Linked DNA regions of Homo sapiens: regions 2, 3, 4 and 5 are each linked to region 1. The links are chromatin loops, found by intact Hi-C in ENCODE. Cell type or tissue: A673. All regions are shown on one strand.

Region 1 (5,000 bases):
CTATTTCTCTTCCTCTTTTAGTAACTGTGCCTGCTAGCTTCAGAAAAAAATTCTAATTTGTTATAAATAATCTTGGACTTGAAAGCCAAAAAAGTCATAGTTCTAGCTGTATATCTTCCATATTCCTTGTAATTGTGAGGATTTCTCCCAGAAAATTTCTACTTGAAAAACTTACCATCTTAATACTTAATGTTATTCTCATCACAACTCCAGAATTTTTCATCACAATACAGTATGCTTGCTTTATTAGGTAAATAAGTATATAAAGGAAAGCACTCTGGAATCTATCTATTGAAAAGTAAGTCTACACAATTAAGTAAACTAGTAATAGAAATTTTTGGTTCTAAAAGTGAAACTGTCCCTATAAATTTTATAAAATTACTCAGGAAATAAGGGAGGTGGAGAAACAAAACAAAAATAAACCAATCTTTCGGCATAGTCACATTAATCATTAGGTCAGCCTGCTCTTTGACCAGCTTCCTTATAATTGTTTGCTGCTTAACGTTCCAGAATCACTAGACCTTGTCATAAGACTATCGTTTTTCTTAACTGCTCTATAGATAACAGAAGCATTGTGAAATATTGAGTTTTCAATTTGAGATATGATTTCAGTTCCCCTGTACCAGTAAAACTACTAACACCAGCTGCTCTGAAGGATACCACAAAGAGCTGACTCACCAAAGAATGCAGTTTCCACATCCTGATGATTTCATGCCCCTTACCCTAACCAATCAATGACTCCAATTTTCCAGCCCCTTACTCTCCATAATCCCCTTAAAAACTTCAGCCCAGAACACCTCAGGGAGATGGAGTTAAGAGTCTCCTCCCATCTTACCACTGGTCTGCCTCGTAATCATTAAACTTTCTCTGCTGTCTCAGTGTATTGGTCTGAGAGCAGGCACATGAACCTGTTAGTCTAATAACAATAGTATCAAAACGCAGAACTGTGAGCACACTGCTGCGTAAATGATCTATTTCATATTTTCCAGAAAGCAGATAGGCAGCTCATTGTATTCCAATAAGGCTCATTTACACAAATAACGGGTCTGTTAAGTCACGAAGCAAGAAACGAAGCAACATATCTCAGATAAGGATTTATCTTGGGTGCTGATGAAGCATTGTCTGAGGAATGAGGATATCACAAGTCTGAATGTCAATCTGAGAGGCAAATTCTTAAATTATGGAAGGAGGGTATGAATTTGGTCACAAAATTTAACATAACAACTTTAGTAACAAAAATGAAGCTTAAGCGACAATTTACACTACTATTATATAAGTAAGTCTAGCATTCAGCATATTTAAGTAGGTAGTATATCTATAAAGTTAAATGATAAAAGTTGGGTTAATTTGCCAGGTTAGCAGAATCCAGATTGATCTTTTAGCTGTTCTTGTTCTACCTCTGGACTATTGCATGATCTTGGAAAAGAATGAACAGTTTTTTAACAAGGAAGATGTAATTTCTGGACGAACTCTCCTTGTTCATTTATAAATGGATCTTCCTTATAAATCACATGATGAAGTAGTTGTTTCTCAAAAAAACCTCTACATAGATGGTTTCATGTCATCATTTATTGGTACACTTTATCCTAAATTATGGTATAATAACTTAGGGGGAAGCTAGTCAAGAAAAACATACACATTTGCATACACAGTAGCAGATCTAGACTAATTATGATCACTCTTAATGCGCTATGACTGTTCTCAACTACCACCTAGTCTATCCTGCATTAACCAATATGGTAGCCACTAGCTGCCTGTGACTACATAAATTAAAGATTCAGTTATTCAGTTGCAATGGCTTCATTTCCAATGCTCAGTAGCCACATGGCATAGGAAATGTAGGTATACAGAACATTTTCATCACTGCAGAAAGTTTTTTATTGTTTTTGTTTTTGTTTTTGAGACAGAGTCTCACTTTGTCACCCAGGCTGGAGTGCAGTGGGGGAAATCTCTGCTCACTGCAGCCTCCACCTGCTGGGTTCAAGTGATTCTCGTGCCTCAGCCTCCCGAGTAGCTGGAATTACAGACGTGCACCACCATGCCTGGCGAATTTTTGTATTTTTACTAGAGACGGGGTTTCACCATGTTGGCCAGGCTGGTCTCAAACTCCTGACCTCAAGTGATCCAGCTGCCTCGGCCTCCCACAGTGCTGGGATTACAGGCGTGGGCCACCGTGCCCAGCCAGAAAGTTCTACTGGATAACACATTTAGCTTGAACTTGCAGCTTGCCATGATAATTGACTTCTTTAATAATTTTTTAATTATTCAGCAATTAATATTTTTATTATAGGAAATTTAGAAACTACAGATAAACCAAATGAATTCAATTAGGATCAGCTAATCCTGCGATGCAAACAGATAACTACTTAATATTTCATATTTATTTTTGGTGCTTCTTCCAAGCATATAAAAATTTTAAGTGAAAATCCAACATACTAAACTTACTGTTTTTATACTTTATCTCATAAAATATGTTATGAACATTTCTGTATGTCACTTTTTCTCTACATAATTTCACATGACTCTATAATAGTTTTTCAGAATACTGCTGCATAGTTGTCACTATAGACTACTACTGCCCTATACTTCATTTAACAAATCCCTTCATCTGAAACATACAGATGATTTTTAATTTCTCTATTATAAAAAGCTCTATAGGTGAACCTATTTATGATTAGTTTCTTAGTATAAATCCTAGAATTAGAATTCATTAGTGTTAATTTACTTCTGAAACGTCACTTTGAGAAATTTAATTTGATGGAAATAGGTCTGAACCAAGGTTTTCTCACCTACATAAGACAGGGATTAATGAAATGATCTCCAAGTACCCTCCTAGCTTTTCAGATCTAAGAATTTTTTCAGTGAGTGACAAAATATGAAATTCCTAAGAAGGAAGAAAGAAAAAAACACATAGGTTTGAAAAAGCAATTTAATACATCAGATTTCCTCCCTCATACACGTACAATAATGTCATGAAAGCAGCAATTTCGGGGCTGGTAGGGGAAAGATATGACCACCAGGTGGCAGCAGTACACAAAGTGCTTTGTGTGGTGCTTGGACAGGCTGGCATGTAGGAGTGTAGGTGGGGGTGAAGCCCAGGGCTCTTGGAGACCTTCCAGAGACCATGGCGTGGGGCCACCACCCAAAGGGGAAGAGAGCAAGGGAACTCCCTGGGGAGTGGAAAATCAGAGAAAGGGGGTTACCTGGCTAGGTGATGTCCCTCAGCCTCACGATGTGGGAGGCTCTGGGTCAGAGAGTTAGGAAGAACAGCACGGACTTGGGTCTTCCATAGCCTCAGGGTCTGGCATATCTAAGGCTAACAGATGTCGGTGGAGTTTCTGGGGTAAGCAAAGCAGGCAGGCTCTGAATGACTAAAAAATATGCTTTCTTGGGCCATATTTAAAACAATTGGCTGTACAAGAATTTGAGTTTGCTGCCGGCAGGCTTTTGAGCCAATGGTCTTGGTCAGTAATGAAGAAGTAAGCCACATAAAACCAATATAGAGAGGCCATCTTTTTCTCATTTTTGGAACAAGCATAACTTGCATCTTATTGTTCAATCACTTAATCAACAAACATTTATGAAGTGCCTACTATGTTCTGAGCACTATGCCAGGAAAAGAGCTTGCAAAGTTGAGGAAGATGTCATCCATGACGCTAGGGGACTCACGATTTTGGAAGAGGGCCTTTTGAATGGGAGAGTGGGACCCTGAAATGGTAGACAGGAAGCTGTTGCTCTTTCCCTCTTCGTGGGTTTTCCTAGAATAGCTGTCTAACTACTAATAATTATTTTACAGTGGGGGTACATTGTATCAAATGTATTACAATCAATCTACTTTTATCTCCAACTCCATAATCAATCTCTGTTAATAAGGAGAATTCATTATTATCAAAACTCATACATATGTAGGGATGGAGGTGGAGGGAAATGTGGCAGTTCTGGGCAATTATTAGAAAAGACTTTATGATTAAGATGTCTGAAATCAAACTTGCTCTTCACTTTCTTTTTCCTCAGAATTTAGCTAATCTTCTGGCTCCACTATCCTGTCATCAACCTGACCTAGAAATTGCAAAATATGTTTGTCTCCATCTTCTCCTTCAAAGCCAGCATACAGTCAGTTGCTAAGTCATCTAGATTCTGTGGTCAGAGTGACTTCACTGAACCTCCTGTTCTTTCTGTGTTCAGGGCATGATCCTGTTCAGGTCATCATTTCCTCTAGCAAGTGTTTCCTGAACATCTCCTACTCCCAAATCCCAGGCTACTCATTGCTCTCAGATGGTTCTTCTATAAATATAGCTCTAACTTCATCATTCCTCTGTTCAAAAGTGCCACAGCAAACTCCTTATTCTAGCATTCAAAAATACTACAGGACATTATCCCAATGTTCCTGATTGTAAAGTGTATCCTTTACTATAATCTCAGGTGTTATAGGACATCAGCATAATCCAAAACATGTTTTATAATCATCTTCTCAGAGTCTTTACTTATGCAGAACTCTTTTCCTAAAATAGGTTCCCCAAACCCTGCAGATCAAAACCAGATCCAGATTTCAAGGCTAAACACAAAATCACCATTTTCAAGAAACCTTTCCTCATTTCTGTAATTAACTGAAAACATATGTGGCTTTTAACCAGAACTTTCTCTGGACTTCTTAGAAAATTTTTACTTCACTCTAATTACCTTGTGTTGTGTATTTGACTAAATAAGACTAAAGTCTCCTAAAAGACTAAACTTTGCATAAGACTCTTTGTTACTCATTTATGCAACTTCTGTGTCTATTATTGGAATAAATGAAAATGTGTTGTGCTTTTCATATACACAGAGAACACTGTACTTCAGGTGGACTTTTTTTCACTGTTGATCAGGCAACGTGTTCAGTAATGGAAACTGATGGATGAAAAAAGATATTCTTTGTCAATAAAAACCAAAAATAGTAATAAATAATTCTGATATCATGGATAGAGCCACCAAGCTGCCTCATTCAGTCAGAAAAAATATTA
Region 2 (5,000 bases), 61 kb after region 1:
AAATAAAAGGAGCTTGAGTTGAGGAAGTATAAGAAATTGATAGGTTTTCTGTTATTTGTACAAATGATTCTTCTTTTCTTTCATGCAGTTGTACGACTCTAATTAAATAAATAAGAAACTAGTGAAATAAACTTTAACAGAAGGTCTAAACATAAGCAAATGTTGCATTCTGCAATATTTAATACATGCTTCTTAAAGCTGATATATGTACACATACATATGCACACACACACACACTTAATCTTTCTCAAGAAACAGGTTGTTTTCAGTTGCATTTTGAGAAGTGTATTATTGCTTTGCTCCATTACTTTTAGTTTCTTATTCTGTGTAGAACTATTTAAATAGGAAGAAATATACTCTTCAAATCATTCTGGTTTAAAAATTGTGGCTTAGAAGCAAGCTGGCTTCACTTCCCCCACAGAAAATGAATATATATATATATACCCAGTATTGAGATCATCACTAGCAATATCCCAGAACTCAAGTATAAAGATGAGATAGCTCCTGGGTCCACAATGAAGTTAAAAAACTTTAATTCGACAGTAAGAGAATTGGATTTCCCATATCTGTGACACCACTCCCCCATCCCCAATCTGCCCAGCATCAAGTATGTGGAAAATTTCCCCGACTCAAGATTTTGACACTTTGAAAAGTGAAAGCGAGGTGGACGATCAGCTTCCCCACCATCTTGGGTTCCCTGGCAGGAAAGCTGTCTCTTCTTCAATCCATAGGAAATATTATGAGTGCCTAAAAGGAGAAGTATTCCTGAAGACAGGCAGAGTCAAAAGGAGGAGGCAAGACTCCCATCCCCAGCCCTGGAAATTCTGCTTGTAACTCAACCAAAAGAAACACCAAATCAGAGTGGCTGTTCAGTAGCCATGCTGTAAAAGGTATGTTCCACAGTTCCTCTGGACACAAACCCTTAACTAGCCATCCCACACTACTGGAATATCCGTTTAAGCTACCCCCCATGTGAGGTGGGCAGTGCTCCAATCATTTACTAGAACTGAGTCAAATCACTAAGTTGCTGTCTCCTTTTTAGGAAAGACTGCAGCAGCAGCATCATTTTTCCTCACTTAGTGGGGGAAAATATTTAACAGGTAAATTATAAAGAATCTCTGAGCAAACAGACCCAATGAAAATGAAAGCAAGCAAGACAGAGAAAACTGGAATAAATAACTAAAACTTCAATGCGAAAATATAAAAGTATGTATGCAAGAAACAAAAGCAAACAAAATCATGACCTCACAAAACAAGAAACCAGTGATTGGCTGTGACAAGATGATGCTACATGAGTTCTCTGACCAAGAATTCATATTAACAATTTTAAAGGAAACTCAGTGATCAAGATAACATGAAAAGGCAATTCATAAATTTATTACATATTAGCATTATAAATTTAACAAAGAGATTGAAGTAATAAAAACAAATCAATAGAAATCATGGATCTGAGAAATACATTTGCCAAACTGAAAAATTTAATTGAGGCTCTCAACAGCAGAACAGATCAAGCAGAGAAAAGAATAAGTGAGATCTAAGACAAGCTATTTGAAAATACATAGAGAAGAAAAAAGAAAAAAGAATGAGAAGGAATGACAATTGCCTACACAATATAGAAAATTACTTCAAAAGGTCAAATTTCAGGATTATTAGTGTTTAATAAGGAGTTGAGCAAGAGCAAGGAGTAGAAATATTATTCAAAGAAATAATAACAGAAAACTTTCCAAAACTTGAGGAAGATGTAAATATCCATATAGGAAGGTCAGAGAACTCCAAACAGATCCAACCCAAATAGGACAACCAAGGCATATAATAATCAAGCTTTCAAAAATCAAAGACAAAGACAGTATCCTAAAAAAGCAATGGAAAAGAAGCAAATAACATATAAAGGGGCTCCAATTCTTCTGGCAACAGGCTTTACAAAGGAAACCATATTAGTCAGGGGGAATAAGATGCCATTTTGCAAGTGTTGAAAAAGAAAAAAACCCTGCTATTTAAGAATACTGTATCCAGCAAAACTATTCTTCAAATGTGAAGGAGAGATAAGGTGTTTCCCCAGACAAACAAAAGCTGAGATAATTTAATCACCGCTACTACCAGACCTTTCTTATAAGAAATGCTAAAGGAAGTTCTTCAGTCTGAAAAAAACAACACTAATGTGCAAAAAGAAAACATGTGAAGGTATAAAACCTACTGGTAAAAGTAAATACATGGACAAACCCAGATTTCTCTAGTACTGTAATTGTGACTGCAATCCACTCATAACTTTAGTATGAAGTCTAAAAAACAAATCTATCAAATCTAATGATAGCTATGCAATCTTGTAAGACACAGACAATATAAAAATATGTAAACTGAGATGACAAAAAGTCAAAATGTGGGTAGGATGAATTTAAAGTGTAGAGGTTTTTTAGTTTTCTCTTTGTTGGCTTCTGTTCTTTGTGATCTAAGATACGTTGTCATCTCTTTAAAATAACTTGTTATATCTATAAGATTTTTTTGGTAAGCTTCATGGTAACCACAACACAAAAACCTATAATAGATTCACTAAAAATAAAAAGCAATGAATTAAAACATACTACCAGTGAAAATAAATTAACCACAAAGGAAGGCAGTGAGAAAGAAAGAAAGGAATAGAGGAAGTTACAAGCAACCAGAAAACGGGCAACAAAGTGAGGGTGGTAAGCCCTTATTTATCAGTGTTAATGCTGAATGTAAATGGACTCAATTTTCCAATTAAAAGACACAGAGTGGCTGAATGGAGAAGGAAGGAAGGAAGGAAGGAAGGAAGGAAGGAAGGAAGGAAGGAAGGAAGGAAGGAAGGAAGGAAGGAAAAAGAAAGAAAGAGAGAGAGGCCACAACTCCTAATTGCACTTCCTCCAACCTTTCTCCCAACCACAAATCTCATCTCCTTAAATAGCACCAACACCATCAGCTGCTCAAACAAATTTTAGAAGTCATCCTCAATTCCTCTGCATTTCTTGCACAGTGAGCATGTTCTGCTCATCTCCTCCTGCTTGCCCTTCAAGTCAGCCTGCTCCTCCCCCTAGCCTGTGCTCCCACCACCAGCTCTCATTTGAATAACTATAAAATCCTCCAGCTTGCTCTATCTGCTTCAACTCTGTCCCCTGAAAGTGTTCAGTTTTGGTTTAGCTTCAAACATTAGAAATTTAATATTCCAAAGGATTCTAAAAACGGATTAAATGTGCCAACAAGAAGGAATTTTAATATGCATGCCATACCAGAAATAAATTGCTTTTCAATAAGATATAATCTCCAATAAAGTGCTTTTTCTTATGTCTGGCTAGAAGCCATAGACTCCGTCACTTTCTTCTCTTTTCAGAATCATATCTCTTTTCTGTTTTATATATTTTATTGATACATAATAAATGTACCCACTTTGGTAGGCCGAGGTGGGCGGATCACCTGAGGTCAGGAGTTTGAGACTAGCCTGGCCAACATAGTGAAACCTCATCTCAACTAAAAATGCAAACATTAGCTGGGTGTGGTGGCAGGCACCTATAGTCCCAGCTACTAGGGAGGCTGAGGCAGGAGACTCACTTGAACCTGGGCAGCAGAGGTTGCAGTGAGCCGAGATCATGCCACTGCACTCCTGCCTGGGCAACAGAGTGAGATTCGGTCTCAAAAAAAAAAAAAAGAAAGAAAGAAAACTACCAATTTTCAGGTATCTGTGATAATTTAATACATGCATATAATGTGGGAAGATCAATTCAGCATAATTGAGCTACTGATCACATTAAATATGTGTATTTTCTTTATGCTAGAAACATTCAAGTTATTCTCTTCTAGCTATTTTGAAATGTACAATTGATTATTGTTAAGTATAGTGACTCTACTGATTTATCGAACACTAGGTTTTATTTCTTCTTCCGTTTATTTGTACCCATTAATCAACCTCTCTTCACTCCTCCTTTCTCCCTACTTTTCCTATCCTCTGGTAACCAGCAATCTACTTTCTATCTTCATGAGATAATACTTTCTTAGCCGCTACATATGAGTGAGAACATGTAATATTTGTATTTCTGTACTTGGCTTATTTCACTTAATGTTGATTCCAGATTCATCCATGTTGCTGCAAATGACAGGACTTTATTCTTTTTATGGCTAAATAGTATCCTATTTTCTTTATCTATTCATCCGTTGATGGACAATTAAGTTGATCCTATAACTCTTCAATATATTGATTTCCTTTTTTTGGATATATATCCAGAAGTGGAATGAATGTACCACATGGTAGTCCTTGTTTCTTTCTCATCATTTGATTGATGATGTTTCTCATCATTTCTTTTTTAGCTAGTTTGTTGTTTATGTATAGGAATGCTACTGATTTTTGTATGTCGATTTTGTATACTGTGACTTCACTTATCAGTCCTGAGTTTTTTGGTGGAGTCTTCAGTTTTTTTCTGTATATAAGATCAAGTTATCTGAAAACAGGAACAATTTGACTTTCTCTTTTCCAATTTGGAGATCCTTTATTTCTTTCTCTTGTCTAATTGCTCTGGCTAGAACTTCCAGTACTATTTTAAATAAGAGCGGTAAAAGTGAGTGTATTTGTCTCGTTCTAATTATCAGAGTAAAAGCTTCCAACTTTTCCCCATTCAGCATGCTGTCAGTGGTGGGTCTGTCATCTATGGCCTTTATTGTGTTGAGATACACTCCTTCTATACCTAATTTGTTTTGAGTTTCTATCATGAAGAAATGTTGAGTCTTATCAAATGCTGTTTCTACATCTATTGAGATGATTCTATGGTTTTTATTCTTCATTTTGTTGATGAAATAGATCACATTTATTGACTCGCATATTTTGAATCATCCTTGCATTTGGGGGATACATCCCTCTTGATCATGGTATATACCTTGATGTGCTGTTGGATTTGGTTTGCTGGCATATGTTTTGCGGATTTTTGCATCTACCTTTATCAGGAATTTTGGCCTGTACTTTTCTTTTTGTTGGTGTGTCTTTGTCTGGTTTTGGTATT
Region 3 (5,000 bases), 560 kb after region 1:
TAAAACAAATGACTTTGGAGGTTGAGTTCTCTTTTGGAAGCCTGCTTTTCTACCCATATATTGAGAGGGTGAAACAAACATACCAGCTTCTTAGACTTGCTCACATGGTCCACAAAAAAAGGGAGAAGGACTAACTGTCACATTCTTTTAAGGAACCAAACCATGCACGCAGATATGAATCATTGGTATACAAAACTAGAACTGGCCAAGGATTACTATATTAGAGATAGAAGAGCATTCAGGGTCATTAGTAAGCAACCCAGCACTCCAGACTGAGTTGTGCGTGTAGTTAAGATCTGCTTCCTATGGTTCTTCTTAATGTAATTTTTCTCCGTATCTTTTTCATATCCATTAATTCTAGTCATCTGTGGGCTTAAAAAACTAAAAACTCAGCTTGTTAGAGCTATGTCTAAATCAGAATTTAAGGGCCAGGCGTGGTGACTCAGCCTGTAATCCCAGCACTTTGGGGGCCAAGGAGGGCTGACTGCTTGAGGTCAGGAGTTCAAGACCAGCCTCGGCAACATGGTGAAACCTCATCTGCTAAAAATACCAAACAATTAACCAGGCATGGTGGTTTGCACATGCACTCTCAGCTACTCGGGAGGTTGACACATGAGATTTGCTTGAACCCTGGAAGCAGAGGTTGCAGTGAGCCAAGATCGCATCACTGCACTCCAGGCTGGGTGACAGAATGAGACCTTGTCTCAAAAAATAATAATAAAAAATAAATAAAATAATTTAAAACCTAAGTCACAGCCTGAGAAATGACTCTATGATCATGAAATACACACTTTTTAGCATTTATTTTGCCTGTTAGGGATTTTTGATTCTATTTAGAAAAGTTAAGCAACTGAACAAGTGATCATCATATACTTTGGGATTATTTTTTGAAAAAATTTTTTATTATTTTTTGAGACAGAGTCTCTCTCTGTTGACCAAGGTGGAGTGCAGTGGCGCAGTCCCGACTCACTGCAACCTCTGCCTCCCAGGTTCTAGTGATTCTCATGCCTCAGCTTCCCGAGTAGCTGGGCTTACAGGTGTGCGCTACGACACCTGGCTAATTTTTAGTAGAGACGGGATTTCGCTATGTTGGCCAGGCTGGTCTCATACTCCTGGCCTCAAACGATCCTCCCACCATGGCCTCTCAAAGCGCTGGGATTACAGATGTGAGCCACTGTGCCTGGCCAGCATATACTTTGCTTAGAAAAATTACTAAAAAACAAGCATATTTTTAAAAAGAGGTAGACTAACTACCAGTTAGGAAACTGAAAATCTGAGAGGAAAGCTTTGCATATTAAAAAACAAAGATGTGGGAAAAGAAAATACAAGTAAAATATAAATGAAAGTTTTGGCTGAGCGTGGTGGCCCATGCTCCTAATCCCCACAATTTGGGAGGCCGAGGCAGGCAGATCACTTGAGGCCAGGAGTTTGAGACCAGCCTGGCCAACACAGTGAAACCCCATCTCTACCAAAAAACACAAAAAATAGCCTGGCGTGGTGGTGCGTGCCTGTAATTCCAGCTACTCGGGAGGCTGAGGCACGAGAATCGCTTAAGCCCAAGAGGCAGAGGTTGCAGTGAGCTGAGATTGAGCCACTGCACTCCAACCCAGGTGACACAGGGAGACCCTGTCTCAAAAATAAAATAAAATAAAATAAAATTTTTAGTATGAAAATGTAAATGCCCTATTTTATTTGTATGTATTATACAAAGCTCTACTTAAATTATATACATGTAGTTTAAAACCTTACAGGAGCACTTATTATCAGAAAAGAAATTGTAGGCAACTTTTGTAAGATGACTTTGTATAAGAATCATCAGAACCAGAACATGTAACCTGGTTACTCTAAGAGGAAATACAAGCAAGTAGTAATAAATTTCTTTTTGTAGTCATTAAAAAAAAATCAGCTAAGAAAGAAGACATTAGAAACCACTGTAAAACGTACTAAAGAAATGACTTAAATGGTCAAAGCAATATTGTAAAAGATATTTAAGCTAATGACTGCCATCTAGTGAGACAGTCACGTAATTATAGGACTTGACTACAAAACCCACGTTCCTGTTTCATTATTTTCTGAACTATTTCAGTCGCTATTTTTATTAGGGCTTAGGGAAATACATGCAAGGCATGCTTATCAAATTTGTGGCTTAAATGAATTGAGAAAACAGCTATTGCCCTAAGATAGAACAAGAACCTACACTTTTAGACACAGAAATCTAACAAGTTGAAGTTGAGATAACTAGCCACAATTCCATTCCTGAAAACAAAGCAAAAGAACACAGAAAGAAATCCACACCAGTATAGAGATGGAGAGACAAAGTTCAAAGGCAATGAACAGGAAAAAGAGTTGGCAATACCTGTACGAAGTAACAATGTAATGTGGAAACCAAATCCACACGAACAGACACATCTTCAGTGGAAAATTATAAGAAAAAAATATGCTATGTTTAAAAACTGTAAGAACTGGGCCAGGCGCAGTGGTTCATGCCTGTAATCCCAGCACTTTTGGGAGGCCGTGGCTGGTGGATCACGAAGTCAGGAGATAGAGACCATCCTGGCTAACACGGTGAAACCCTGTCTCTACTAAAAATACAAAAAAAAATTAGCCGGGCATGGTGGCAGGCGCCTGTAGTCCCAGCTACTGGGGAGGCTGAGGCAGGAGAATGGTGTGAACCCGGGAGGCGGAGCTTGCAGTAAGCTGAGATTGCGCCACTGCACTCCAGCCTGGATGACAAAGCGAGACTCTGTCTCAAAAACAAACAAACAAACAAACAACAACAACAAAAACCGTAAGAACTGACAGCCTAAAACAGAGAATACACATGGAAAACAGCTTTGACTCTCTGAAGGGCTGTCACAAAGAAGTGGAGTAGATAATTTTGTGTAGCTACAGAAGACAGAAACAATGGAAGGGGGTGATTAAAAGGAGACATATTTGCATTTGGTGTCTAGAGGAACTTCACAGCTGAGCTGAGACAGAATGAGCTGCTTAAGCATCACTAGAGCTATGCAGTAGAGGCTGAAAGATCACTAGGTAGTTGTAAAAACTTTCCAATATTGGATAAATGATTAAATTAGATTTAAGAGTCAGCAAACTATAGCCTGTAGCCCAAATCTGATCTGCTGCTTATTTGTGTAAATAAAGGATGTATTTTATCTATGTCTACTTTCATGCTACAATAGAGCGTTGAGCAGCTGCCACAGAGGCTGACTGGCTTTAAAGCTGAAATATTTACTATATGGTCCTTTACAGAAAAAGTTCTCTAACACCTGAATTACATAAGTAAGAAGATTTCTTCTAATTTCTCTATGCATGTCAACTTCAGAATGTAAGTTTTCTGAGAGCAATGACTGGCTGTTTATAAGCTTTGTCAGAACCATATTTTTCACTGGGTGGATCCAAAAACTATGAATTTTGTAACTTTAACCACCTATCATTTATTTGCCTCCTTTCCACCTCCTGCAAAGAGTATTACATGATGCATATTAATAAAACTTACTAAATTTAATTCAAATTAATTCAATTGAGCTGGGACACTTAAATAATTAGGGATACTTTAAGGTGCTGTAAAACCAAGGCTACGAATTAATAGCTTAATGATAATCACATGCTTTAATTCTTTAAAACTTAACATTTCTAGTAACAGTGTAGTAAATGGGATTATGATAAGGAAAAAATATGGCATCAGAACTCCTTTTCTTTACAGAGTAGTATAAAGGAACTAGATTTATAAGAATAAAGTTCAGATTTTTGTTTTATTGTTTGGTTCACTCCCTAACATCAGCAAAATCATTTAAATTATCTTTGCCCTACTGCTGAATGACAAAATCAGCTGCTAAAAATCTGATGCCTTATGCCCTCCCTCCCACTGAGTGACTCCCTCTAGAAAGATAATGCAAGGGAAATATTTATCAAGTTTCTCTTGGGGTCCTCTGGAGAAAATCAGGAAATCACACCAAGTAACTTTATGAATGAGATTTTCCTTTTAGCCTATCATGATTTACTAAGATGTTGGACATGAAATACTTTTTTAGTAAGAGTGAACTACAACATATCCAACAATAAATTCATATCATGTTATAAGCCAGAGAACTTTTTGTGATGATGGAAATGCTATACAACAAGCGGGGCATGGTGGCTCACTTCTGTAGTCCCAGCTATTCAGGAAGCTGAGGCAGGAGGATGGAGTTTGAGTCCAGCCTGGGCAACACAGTAAGACCTTATCTCCTTTAAAAAAAAAAAAGGTAGCTTTTAGCAACAAGTAATTTAAATGTGGCCAATGAAACTGAGGAACTAAATTTTCATTTTATTTAAATTTAAATAGACACATGCAGCTAGTGCTACTTGTCTGAAGAGCAATGGTATGAATATCTTTACAGCTAATTCTCTTAAGAATTATATTAGTTGATTCACTTAGAATCTTAAAAAAACAAAAAACACCTAGAAAAAAACAAAAAAAACAGCTAGAAATACAAGGGATGGGGATGGATGATGGTGGGGGAGAAATATACTTCACAAAGTGTGGAATTAAATAAATATTTATTTCTAGAAGGATATGCAGTGAGTTTTTCTGTAATTATTATTAAATTTGGGGGGGCCTTATATGTTTACCTTTTTGTGTTGTTTGGTTTGGTTTTTGCTATAACAGGATCTTAATAAATATGTAATAATATTCAGTTCTAAACTAGGTCTATTTCATTCATAGATAGTTTTACATATTCATCTTATTTTGGTCTCAATTTGTTTCCTTAGTTCTGTAATTTTTTTTTTTTTTTTGAGACAGGCTCTTGCTTTGTCACTGAGGCTGGAGTGCGGTGGGGCAATCACAGCTCACTATAACCTCAAACTGCTGGGCTCAAATGATCCTCCTGCCTCAGCCTCCTAAGTAGCTGGGACTAGACGCATACACCACCACACCCTGTTAATTTTTCTCTTATTTTTACAGAGATGGGGTCTTGTTATGTTGCCCAGGCTGGGCTCAAACTCCTGGCCTCAAGTGA
Region 4 (5,000 bases), 430 kb after region 1:
GGTCAACTCTCACACCAACCAGATGCCTTCAGATGAATCCAAATCAGTGCATTCCCTCAGGGTTCACAACTGAATACTCGGATCTAGAGAGGTTCTGGCACTCCAGTCACACGGGAAGCACTGAAAAATCATTTTCCCTTCCACAAAGGAAGAAACTTGACCTTTTGTTCACCCCTTCATGCCCAGGACAGTGTCTTGCACAAAATGGTTACTGCAGACCAGTGACTGGACCTGAAAGTGGTAAAGACAGAACTGGAAGGCGCTCTTGGTTTTTCAGGGCTCATTATCAAAGCTTGCTTATTCTCTCTCTCTCTCTCTCTCTAGTTCAACTGGCAATTTCCCTTTTATCACCATTCAAAGGAGAGACAGTTAAAATTTTTTTTTTTAATTTGCATATTTTTCTCTATATGTTATATATCAATGAAAGGATATTTAAAAATGAAGGGAGATCACAGCCAAGTAAATCAGTTCTGTGACTGGGAGCAGTGATTCTCTGTAGAGTTTTTTAAAACTTGGATTTCAACACAACCATGCTGCCTGATCACATTTTACTTTCATGACTGAGAACCTCAAGTGGACCTGTGATGTCCCCGGCAGTCACAACCCACCCCCCAGTCCCTTCTCTCATGTCCCCCTCCTAGGTGATCGCTCCTCCCCACTAAAACCTGCAACCCCTTTTTCCCTGTCCATACCTGCAACTGATATTTATTTTGTATTTTAATGAGAAAAATGAATACATCAGAAATAAGTTTCCACAGGACCTGCATCCACATACTTGGCCTTTCTACCTCTTACCACAGATTAATTATTTGTGTTTCCAAATAAGCTGGTCCACCCATTAATGCACTCTCAGACCTGCCTTCCCAGAGACATCATTCCAGCAAATCTTCCCCTTCTCTCCTGCAATCTTTTGCGTCTACTATATCATTCCCGTCAACATATGAACACACTGAAATGTCTTCCACCTTCAAGATACTTCTCCACCCCCCACCAGCTACTGCCCTATGTTTTTATCCCATTTCTGGCAAAAACCCTCAGAAGAGTCATCCATACTAGCCATCTCAATTTGTCTCCTTCCATTCTCTCTTAAATCCATTCTGATCATCATCTCACCCCAGCCGCCAACAAAACTTTTCTTGTCAAGATCAAAAAAGGCCTTCATATTGTTAAAATGAATGATCAGCTCTCAGCCTTTGTGTTATGTGGGCAGCATTTGATTTAGTTCATCACATCCTCTCATCAATGCACTGTCTTTTCTCGGCTTCCAAAGCACCACACTTCTTGGTCTTATTACTACCTCACTGGTTGGTCTTTCTCAGTTTTCTTTGCTGATTCTGTCCCTTCTGTCCCATCTTTAAATGTTGAAGTGTCCCAGGGCTCAGTCCTAGAGCCCCCTTTCTTATTTATTTATTTTAATTTTTTTGAGATGGAGTCTGGCTCTGTCACCCAGGCTGGAGTGCAATGGTGCGATCTCAGCTCACTGCAACCTCTGCCTCCGAGGTTCAAGCGATTCTCCTGCCTAAGCCTCCCAAGTGCTGAGATTACAGGCACGCGCCACCACGCCTGGCTAATTTTTGTATTTTTAGTAGAGATGGGGTTTTGCCATGTTGGCCAGGCTAGTCTTGAACTCCTGACCTCAAGCAATCCACCCACCTTAGCCTCCCAAAGTGCTGGGATTACAGGCATGAGCCACCACGCCCGGCTCTTCTCAGTTTAAACTCAAACCTTTGGTGTTCTCATCCACACTTAGGGAGTTAAATACGGTCCCTTTGCAGACAATTCCCAAATTTGTATTTCAAGCCCAAACCTCTCTCCCCGAATCCAGACTCTTATATCGAACTGGCTACTCAGCAACTCCACTTGAATGCAACGGACATCTCAATTACACCTGCGTCTTCTCCATCTTGATTGAAGGCAACTAACTTCATCTTCCTCTTTTTCTCCCACGCCTGATCCGCCTTCACAATTCAGAATCCTTCCACTTCTCACAGCTGTACTGGATCCCTCCAGGTGGGGGCGACTCTCACCTGACTATTACTATAGCCTCCTAAGTGGTTTCCCTACTTGCAACCTTGCCTGTATAATATCTATCCTCCACACAGCAGGCAGGGCGATCCTTTAAGAATAGAAGTTAGATCATGAAAATGCTCTGCTCTGATCCCTGCAAAAGCTCGCCACCTCCTTACAGTCACCGCTGAACTCGTAGCAGAGGTTCAGGAGGCCTTGCTATGGTTCCCTGCGGCTGCTCTCATCTCACTTCCCCTGCTCATTAGGCCCCAGCCACACTGGCCTGCCTGCTCTTCAGAGTTTCCAGGTGTATGCTGTTGCCTTGCTCTTCCCTCTTCTTCTGCTCTTCCTCCAGGGGTCCCTGGGCCTAGCTCCATGTCTCCTTCCAGTCTCTGCTGACCTGTCACCTTTTCAATGAGGCCCACCCTCATGTGCAGATGACTCCACTGCCCCCGTGCTCCAATTCCCTTCACCCTGCCCCCAGACTTTCTCTTTCCATCCTTCTTCTGTGTTTTGGCTGTTGTTTATTATCCATCTCTCCTTCCTAGAATATTGGTTCCCTGAGGTCAGAGATCTGTGAGTAAACATTGGCATGTCCCACGTGCCTGGCCTGCACATGGCAGGTGCTCAATAAACATTTGTTGACTGACTAAGTCCTAGAATCAGTAAAAATCAGAGCTGAAAGAAACCTTAAAGAGATCTGATCCATCAGCCCAGTGGTAGCTACAGCTGCTCATCTCAAATGTTAAAAAAAAATGATCTATAGTTATATTTACTATGTATTTATTTTAAAAGTTCCTGCAGTATTAGGAACAGTTTGTCTTCTGTGTCAATTGTGTAGCTTTATGAATGTAAATGCTGCCTATCTGAGAAATGTATCTAGTTATTAGGAAAATCAGATTTCTATATAAGCTTATATTTAATCAGAGTGAAATAATTACCTATGAGATATTGGCATTTCATCCTAATTTTAAAAACACAGACCCGGAAAAAAAAAAAACTGTATGATTCAAATGATGCCCTCTGCCGTTTCTAAAGCAACAGAACATTTGAAAAGATTTCGAAGTTATTTGTTAATATAACTTTATAATATATGCTTTCAAAACACTAAATTTGAATGAAACTGCTTTGTCACCATGAAAGAGAAATAATTTCAAGCAGCTGTTTTTTAAAATTGGAAACTATATTGTTCTTACTTTTTAAATAATTACTAAAGTGATAATAAAAACATAATTTGAGTATAGAAAAATTATTTGTCATGGTAATTTTAAAGTGCTAATAAAATTTACTTTGAAAAAAATGCCTGGAACAAGCCATGCTGATTCCCTGGATGGAATCATGGCAGTAAGAAAACTGTCACACATACCCCGATACTTTGATAAGCCCATATTTTGAAATACTAGACTCATTTGCGAGTACTTTGCAACAGACAAAATAGCAGGTGATGAAACTGAAGGCTTTCACTTCCATATACAAACCCAGTTGTCTTTCCTTCCCACTAAGAAACTTCCTTGGTTCTCCAGCCTTCATAGCAACCTTAATAAGATTCGATATGAGAAATTCAACAAATATTCATCAACAGAACATATACTGCTCTCTGAATTAATCACACCCGTTTCTATTCCAAATTGTTTATACCTTTATAACACTACTTAGTTTATTATCTTGTATTAGAACCAACCCTGCCTATTTTTGTAGCTTATTCATAAATATTATCTCCTCCATGTGCCTGTATGCTTTCTAAGAGTAAGGAGAGTATCTTACTGAATTCAGATAAATTCACCAACATTCACTGAGTGATAACAGTGCTTGGCAATTGGAAGGATGGAAAAAATCTCTGTTGCACTAGTCCTGTAAAATTACTGTTGTTACTTTATCATCTGCATTAAAAACAATCAAATAGCCACCTTGTTTTTCCTCAAAAGTAATGTGTAACAATTTTCATATAATTGCTAAACAAGACAGTTTATACTCAAAGAGGAACTCCTCCTAAAAACAATAGAATTCAAAAAAATTGGTTTTGGGCTGGGCGCGGTGGCTCACGCCTGTAATCCCAGCACTTTGGGAGGCCAAGATGGGAGGATCACAAGGTCAGGAGTTCAAGACCACTCTGGCCAATATGGTGAAACCCTGTCTCTACTAAAAATACAGAAATCAGCCAAGCGTGGTGGTGCGTGCCTGTAGTCCCAGCTACCCGGGAGGCTGAGGTAGGAAAATCGCTTGAACCCGGGAGGCAGAGGTTGCAGTGAGCCAAGATCATGCCACTGCACTCCAGCCTGTGTGACAGAGTGAAACTCCGTCTCAAAAAATAATAATAATAATAAATTGGTTTTGTCTATCAGAATTGACCGCACAACTGCCTGCCACATCAGTCAGGGTGCTTTTTTGTTTTGTTTTTCACTGAACATTTTATAACGTGATAGCAAGCACTCCTTACCTTAACAAAACTCATCCGGATAGTACACATCTTGGTCAGTTCATACACGACTTCAAAGCCGTGGTGAACTGACTGGGCCAGGAGCTGAGCGAAGAGCTGGTTGTTGAAGACCTTGAGGCTGCAGCCGCTGGGGATCTTGCAGACGGTAGCTGGGTGGAAGCCGTGTTGATAGTTGCAGTTCCGGCTCTGCACAAAGATGCTGCTGTCACTCACGCACTCGGCATACACCTCTCCCCCGACGTAGTACAAGTGCACACCTGCAGACACAAAAACACAGCCTTCCTTCACATGCCCTTTCATAGCGTGCCTCTCCCACTGATTCCTGAAACCCTAGGAGATGTGACTCTCCCATCAGGTTGTCAGATCACTGATCAGATGAATGAGATGTGTGACCTAAATGCCGCTTAGTTTAATGATAATCTGTGCTTTTTCCACAAATCCATTTAAAAGTGGATCGCAGCTGGGTGCGGTGGCTCACGCCTGTAATCCCAGCACTTTGGAAGCCCGACGTGGGCAGATCATTTGAGGTCGGGAGTTCAAGACTAGCCTGGCCAAC
Region 5 (5,000 bases), 630 kb after region 1:
AATTTTCACATTTTTGCCTCAATTTCCCAAAAACTGGGGTGGAGCTGAATATAGTAGCTAACATCAACTTAGAAATTCCTAATACATGCAAAGAACCTATAAAATTTCTAGCTCAGTCCCTACGAGGAATGCAATAAAAGGTAGCTATCATCATATTTCAATGAATCTAAGATGTTACCAATTAATTATTCATACCTTCCACTTGATAGGTATTTCCTTTTAGGAGGTCTCTGTCGGGCACTTTCAATGACATACTAAAAAACAAAAGTTTATGAGAACAGCTTGCTTTTTGCTTTTGACTATGAACAACTGTATTGAGTATATCTAAAACATACGTAAGGCTAAAAAGGCTATTCACTTAACTCTCTGAATTACATCTTGTAGGAAAAACTACTTAACATCTAAAGATAAGTTTCAAACAAATGAAATTTGAACTGCACCACGATTTAGCAGAGTATTTCATTGCCATAAGCAAAATCATAGTTTCACAACCATGACTTCACAGGTCAGAAATATTATCAATATATTTTATGGTTGTTCAAAATATGCTTACTGTATGAAAAATTGTATACTGTATACCTTAGCTATTTTTTCCTTTGAGTAATTAGAAAACTTGTCAAAACAGGAAAATACAATTTTAGAAATTCTATATCCTTCTTCAAGTAAGTTTTATTCTGTAACATTATTATCTTGAGGATTCCAAGTAACAGGTGATCCAAATATCACCTGGTATTTTTATATATTTACAGCAAAATGATATGCATACTTGTCCTAAAATAGTAATGTGCTCCTTTAAAAATCACATACAAAAATCTCTTAAAACTGAGCTTTTGTCAATTAAAGACAACACTATTTCAATATGTAACTTAGTCACACCTCACCTCTGCACGATCCAAAGCTAGTTCTAAAGCTTGTTGCTGTAAAAAGTAAATAGTATATTTGGTAATATTAGTTATTTCCACAAAAAAATTTAATATACATTTAACATTTCTAATGTTTTCTAAAACAGGTCTAATATATTTTCCTTTATTTGTCTCCTCCACTCCACTCTATGATCAATATATATATAACAAAGAAAAAATATGAGTCTTGGGCACCTGATTACTAACAACAAACTAAATAAGAATGCTTACACGGTCTCTCTGGTCAGTGTTTGTGAGGCTAATATAGGGGAGGTTTGGATATGGCAGCTATCATCACTTCATAGACATTAATTTTTAAGAGCACCATTCAAAAAAATATACTGGCCATAAAGTATACAATCAAAATGAACCAAAGGCTAAACTCTCCTCATCTGCTAAAAATCTTGAAAATTGAGAGTGCGGTTGTACTGGCACTTAACATTAACTTAGAAATTGCTAATATATTAATGAAAAAAACCTACAACATCTCTAGCTCAGTGCCTAGAAAGAATAAATGATGGCTATCATTGCCATGTTTCAATGAATTCAAGATGCCATTGAAAGCATGCATCATTATTCTGCATAACATTAAGACAGAAAAAAATATGCTATCAATTCTAAGATATTCTTGAGTATCAACTCATCATCAATTCAGTAATATTAAAATATAAAAGAAAATGAACCTCAGAATTGATGAAATATATTACTGTTACTACATGTAAGGTTTGAGATCTACTAGTAGATCCCTATCCGTTCATTTTTTAGAGACGAGGAAAAAACATGGTGAAGCTATGCTATGTCTTCATTTGTAAAGCCATCATTTCTAAAGACACATATGAATAAAAGTACTAGGTTCTAAACAAAATTAAACATGGCCAGGCATGGTGGCTCATGCCTGTAATCCCAGCACTTTGAGAGGCTGAGGCGGGAGGATCACCTGAGGTAAGGAGTTCAAGATCAGCCTGGCCAACATGGTGAAACCCTATCTCTACTAAAAATACAAAATTAGCTGGGCGTGGTAGCACGCGCCTGTAGTCCCAGCTACTCAGGAGGCTGAGGAAGGAGAATCACTTGAACCCGGGAGGCAGAGGTTGCAGTGAGCCCAGATCGTGCTATTGTACTACAGTCTGGGCAAAAAGGGCAAAACTCCATCTCAAAAAAAACAAAAACAACAAACAAATAAAACAAAACCCAAATATACCACCAGTGGTTTTCTTTCTAGTTTTCTGTTTTATAGTCTTTTTCATTCATAATGATAGTCATTTTTAAATTTTATTAAGAGGCACAGAACTTTCAGTTTTTATTTAAAAGGACTTAAATTCTTCTGTCTTATTTTGCAGATTCCAATACCTCAACCTACCAAATTGCATGTGGGTAAAAACTCCTACCACCCACCAAAGTCCCAGGAGGGTAAGGGGGAAAAACAAATACTGCCACCCTTTGGAAATCATGGGAACTTTTAAGTGACCACCTAGTCCTAAGGATGGAGAATTTGTATAATTCCAAAAATAGTGGGCCTTCTTGCACTGTTCAATAAAAAACCCACATTATCAAATATCTAAATATGATAAGTGAACAAAGTCTGAAATCTGCCATCTTTTCAAAACGTTCAGTTATAATAAATCTACACTAATTTGCTTTGTTAAAAAATCTTGGCCAGGCACTGTGGCACATGCCTGTAATTCCAAAGCTTTGGGAGGCCAAGGTGGGAAATCAGGAGTTCAAGACCAGCCTGGACAATATAGTGAGATTCTGTCACTACCAAAAAAAAAAAAAAAAAAAAAAACTTATAAGAAGCGGATTCCCAATGAAACTGGTTCCCAGGATTCAAGTTAAGATTCCTGACTCCCATTTTCCCTGATCCCATGTTCCACCATGAAAACATAATTCTGTACATATACACTTCACAAATACAGAAGGTTCTTTTAAATTTTGCCCATAAAATTTGTTTGTATCAAAAAATTATAATAAACAAAATCAAATATATATAGTCTAGGACAATTTTAAACAGCCAGTCATCTCAAGTAAATATTTCATCTTCTGAAATTAAAACTTCAAAGGGTCTAGTGAGACATGCATACATACATAAATAAAAGCATCATTCATTCATTATCTCCTTCAAAAACTTAAGAGGAAAATGATTAGGTAATATAGATGCAAAATACAAGGTGTTGTCAGAACCCCACTGTGATACTTCTACTTTTCTCTAATAGGGGAGGAGTAGATAGGCAAGAACCAAGAGGAGAAGGAAGACAGATGTTTTCTGAAGTTTGTGACGCAGAATAGGGGTTATCTAAATAAATAACATGGTGGTCAATGTTCATTTATTCTCTGTCAAATGCTGCTGCTTCTTTAAAACATTAAAAAGTGTTTTTCTCCCTTAGTCTGTCATTTCTTAATGGCAAAAGTTAAATGCCTACTCCTAACTATGTTTAGTGACTGTAAGTCAGTGAACAGAAATGTGCCATTAGAAGATTAGCACTGATGCTGCCTGAAATACGTTATATGCAGTTAGCAGGTTACATTTGTTTTTAAATTTTAATAAAATCTAAAGAAAAGCTTTAAAATACGAGAAATCTATACTCCCCAAAACTATTTGTATTTATACCCATCCTCCTTGCCAACGATTTGGAATATGGCAAAGTAGATATAGGTAAATATTTTTAATACTTCATAAATACAAGCACAGATAGATGGATGAATGTGATCACTGTAACACTGATTAGTGAGCAATATACTTTATAGAGAAGACTTTGCAATGGGATTGCTAAGTAATTTCCCAGTTGGGATAACCTGTACAGCTTACAAGAGTATTTCTATATCTACCATACAAATATCTTTATGAAGATGAAGGAAGAGAACATTCTAAAACACAAATTTGAACATACTGAGCTGAAGCTTACCATTATGGCATAAAATAAGGGTCCAAAAGAAGAGATAACTTATGTACGCTGATGAAGTGGGGTGAACACCATGCCTTTAACATCAATCTTACAGTACTGAAAAGCAAAAACAATAAAACCCCAATATTAACATAAGGCTATTAAGAGAAAAAAAAAGAGATTACATATTTCATAATTAACAAGGAAAATTACTTATATTTTTAAGACATACATATTTTTAAGACACTTTTTAATAATGAGTAACAATAAAATTCATGTACCACAACCTATCCACTCACTGCTGAAAAGTAGTTTCAACTAGGAAAGGCAAAACACACTTGCCAAGTTACAATTATTACTCCTTTTCTCAAAAATACTTAACATCTCCAGAGAGAAAAAAAATACATTTTTTAAAATCTCTTCTCTATCACTACTGTTGCTATTCTCATTTTTCCTTTGAATTATTTTAATAGCTTGCCCACTGGGCTTGATCACTATCCAGTTCACTTTACAAATCACAGATATAATCATGTCTGCTGATAAAAAATCCTCTTATTAATAAGAGAGGACACAAACAAATAGAAAAAAAATCCATGCTCATGGATAGGAAGAATCAATATTGTGAAAATGGCCATATTGCCCTAAGTACTCGTAGATTCAATGCTATTACCATCAAGCTACCATTAACTTTCTTCACAAAACTAGGAAATACTACTTTAAATTTCATGTGGAACCAAAAAAGAGCCTGTATAGCCAAGACAATCCTAAGCAAAAAGAACAAAGCTGGAGGCATCATGCTGTCTGACTTCAAACTATACAATGCTACAGTAACCAAAACAGCATGCTACTGGTACCAAAACAGATATACAGACCAACAGAACAGAGGCCTCAGAAATAACACCACACATCTACAACCATCTAATCTTTGACAAACCTGACAAAAACAAGCAATGGGGAGAGGATTCCCTATCTAATAAATGGCCCTGGGAAGACTGGCTAGCCACATGCAGAAAACAGAAATTGGACCCCTTTCTTACACCTTAACAAAAATTAACTCAAGATGGAATAAAGACTTACAACATAAAACCATAAAACCATAAACCATAAAAACCCTAGAAGAAAACCTAGGCAATACCATTCAGGACATAGGCATGGGCAAAGACTTCATGACTAAAGCACCAAAAGCAATTGCAACAAAAGCCAAAATTGACAAATG

What was found. Hi-C counts contacts between places; a loop is a spot of excess contacts. Peaks named below come from ENCODE experiments on the same cell type or tissue, not always from the same donor. Only the 100,000 strongest peaks of a DNase experiment are listed, where the experiment ranks them.
Region 2: a loop joins it to region 1, with 5 times the contacts of the local background. A loop is called at or near these places in 7 of 110 quality-filtered maps.
Region 3: a loop joins it to region 1, with 2.7 times the contacts of the local background. A loop is called at or near these places in 32 of 110 quality-filtered maps.
Region 4: a loop joins it to region 1, with 4 times the contacts of the local background. A loop is called at or near these places in 15 of 110 quality-filtered maps.
Region 5: it touches region 1 in a loop (4-fold over the local background); 11 of 110 quality-filtered maps call a loop at or near these places.

Annotation. Positions count from the first base shown.
Region 1 is chr13:36,417,538-36,422,537 of GRCh38, forward strand. No RefSeq gene overlaps it. Among named protein-coding and RNA genes, the nearest start is that of CCNA1, 12 kb to the right of the region's middle. In A673, CTCF peaks have their summits at 3,000 (motif pointing right) and 3,203; DNase peaks (open chromatin) are centred at 734 and 3,054; H3K4me3 peaks cover 1,099 bases; H3K27ac peaks cover 2,538 bases.
Region 2 is chr13:36,478,273-36,483,272 of GRCh38, forward strand. No RefSeq gene overlaps it. Among named protein-coding and RNA genes, the nearest start is that of CCNA1, 48 kb to the left of the region's middle. In A673, no CTCF peak of the experiment used is centred here; DNase peaks (open chromatin) are centred at 2,059, 2,669 and 2,989; H3K27ac peaks cover 4,839 bases.
Region 3 is chr13:36,979,341-36,984,340 of GRCh38, forward strand. The region is part of intron 6 of ALG5 (ALG5 dolichyl-phosphate beta-glucosyltransferase); the gene reads right to left. Among named protein-coding and RNA genes, the nearest start is that of ALG5, 17 kb to the right of the region's middle. In A673, a CTCF peak has its summit at 2,032 (motif pointing left); a DNase peak (open chromatin) is centred at 2,001; H3K27ac peaks cover 2,641 bases.
Region 4 is chr13:36,848,975-36,853,974 of GRCh38, forward strand. It overlaps SMAD9 (SMAD family member 9), which reads right to left. Exons shown (of 7, transcript NM_001127217.3): 6 at 4,445-4,701. Among named protein-coding and RNA genes, the nearest start is that of RFXAP, 32 kb to the left of the region's middle. In A673, a CTCF peak has its summit at 2,007; a DNase peak (open chromatin) is centred at 2,027; H3K27ac peaks cover 1,164 bases.
Region 5 is chr13:37,047,683-37,052,682 of GRCh38, forward strand. It overlaps SUPT20H (SPT20 homolog, SAGA complex component), which reads right to left. Exons shown (of 26, transcript NM_001014286.3): 2 at 3,806-3,901; 3 at 882-917; 4 at 196-254. The coding sequence starts at 3,808. Among named protein-coding and RNA genes, the nearest start is that of SUPT20H, 9.5 kb to the right of the region's middle. In A673, a CTCF peak has its summit at 2,323; no DNase peak of the experiment used is centred here.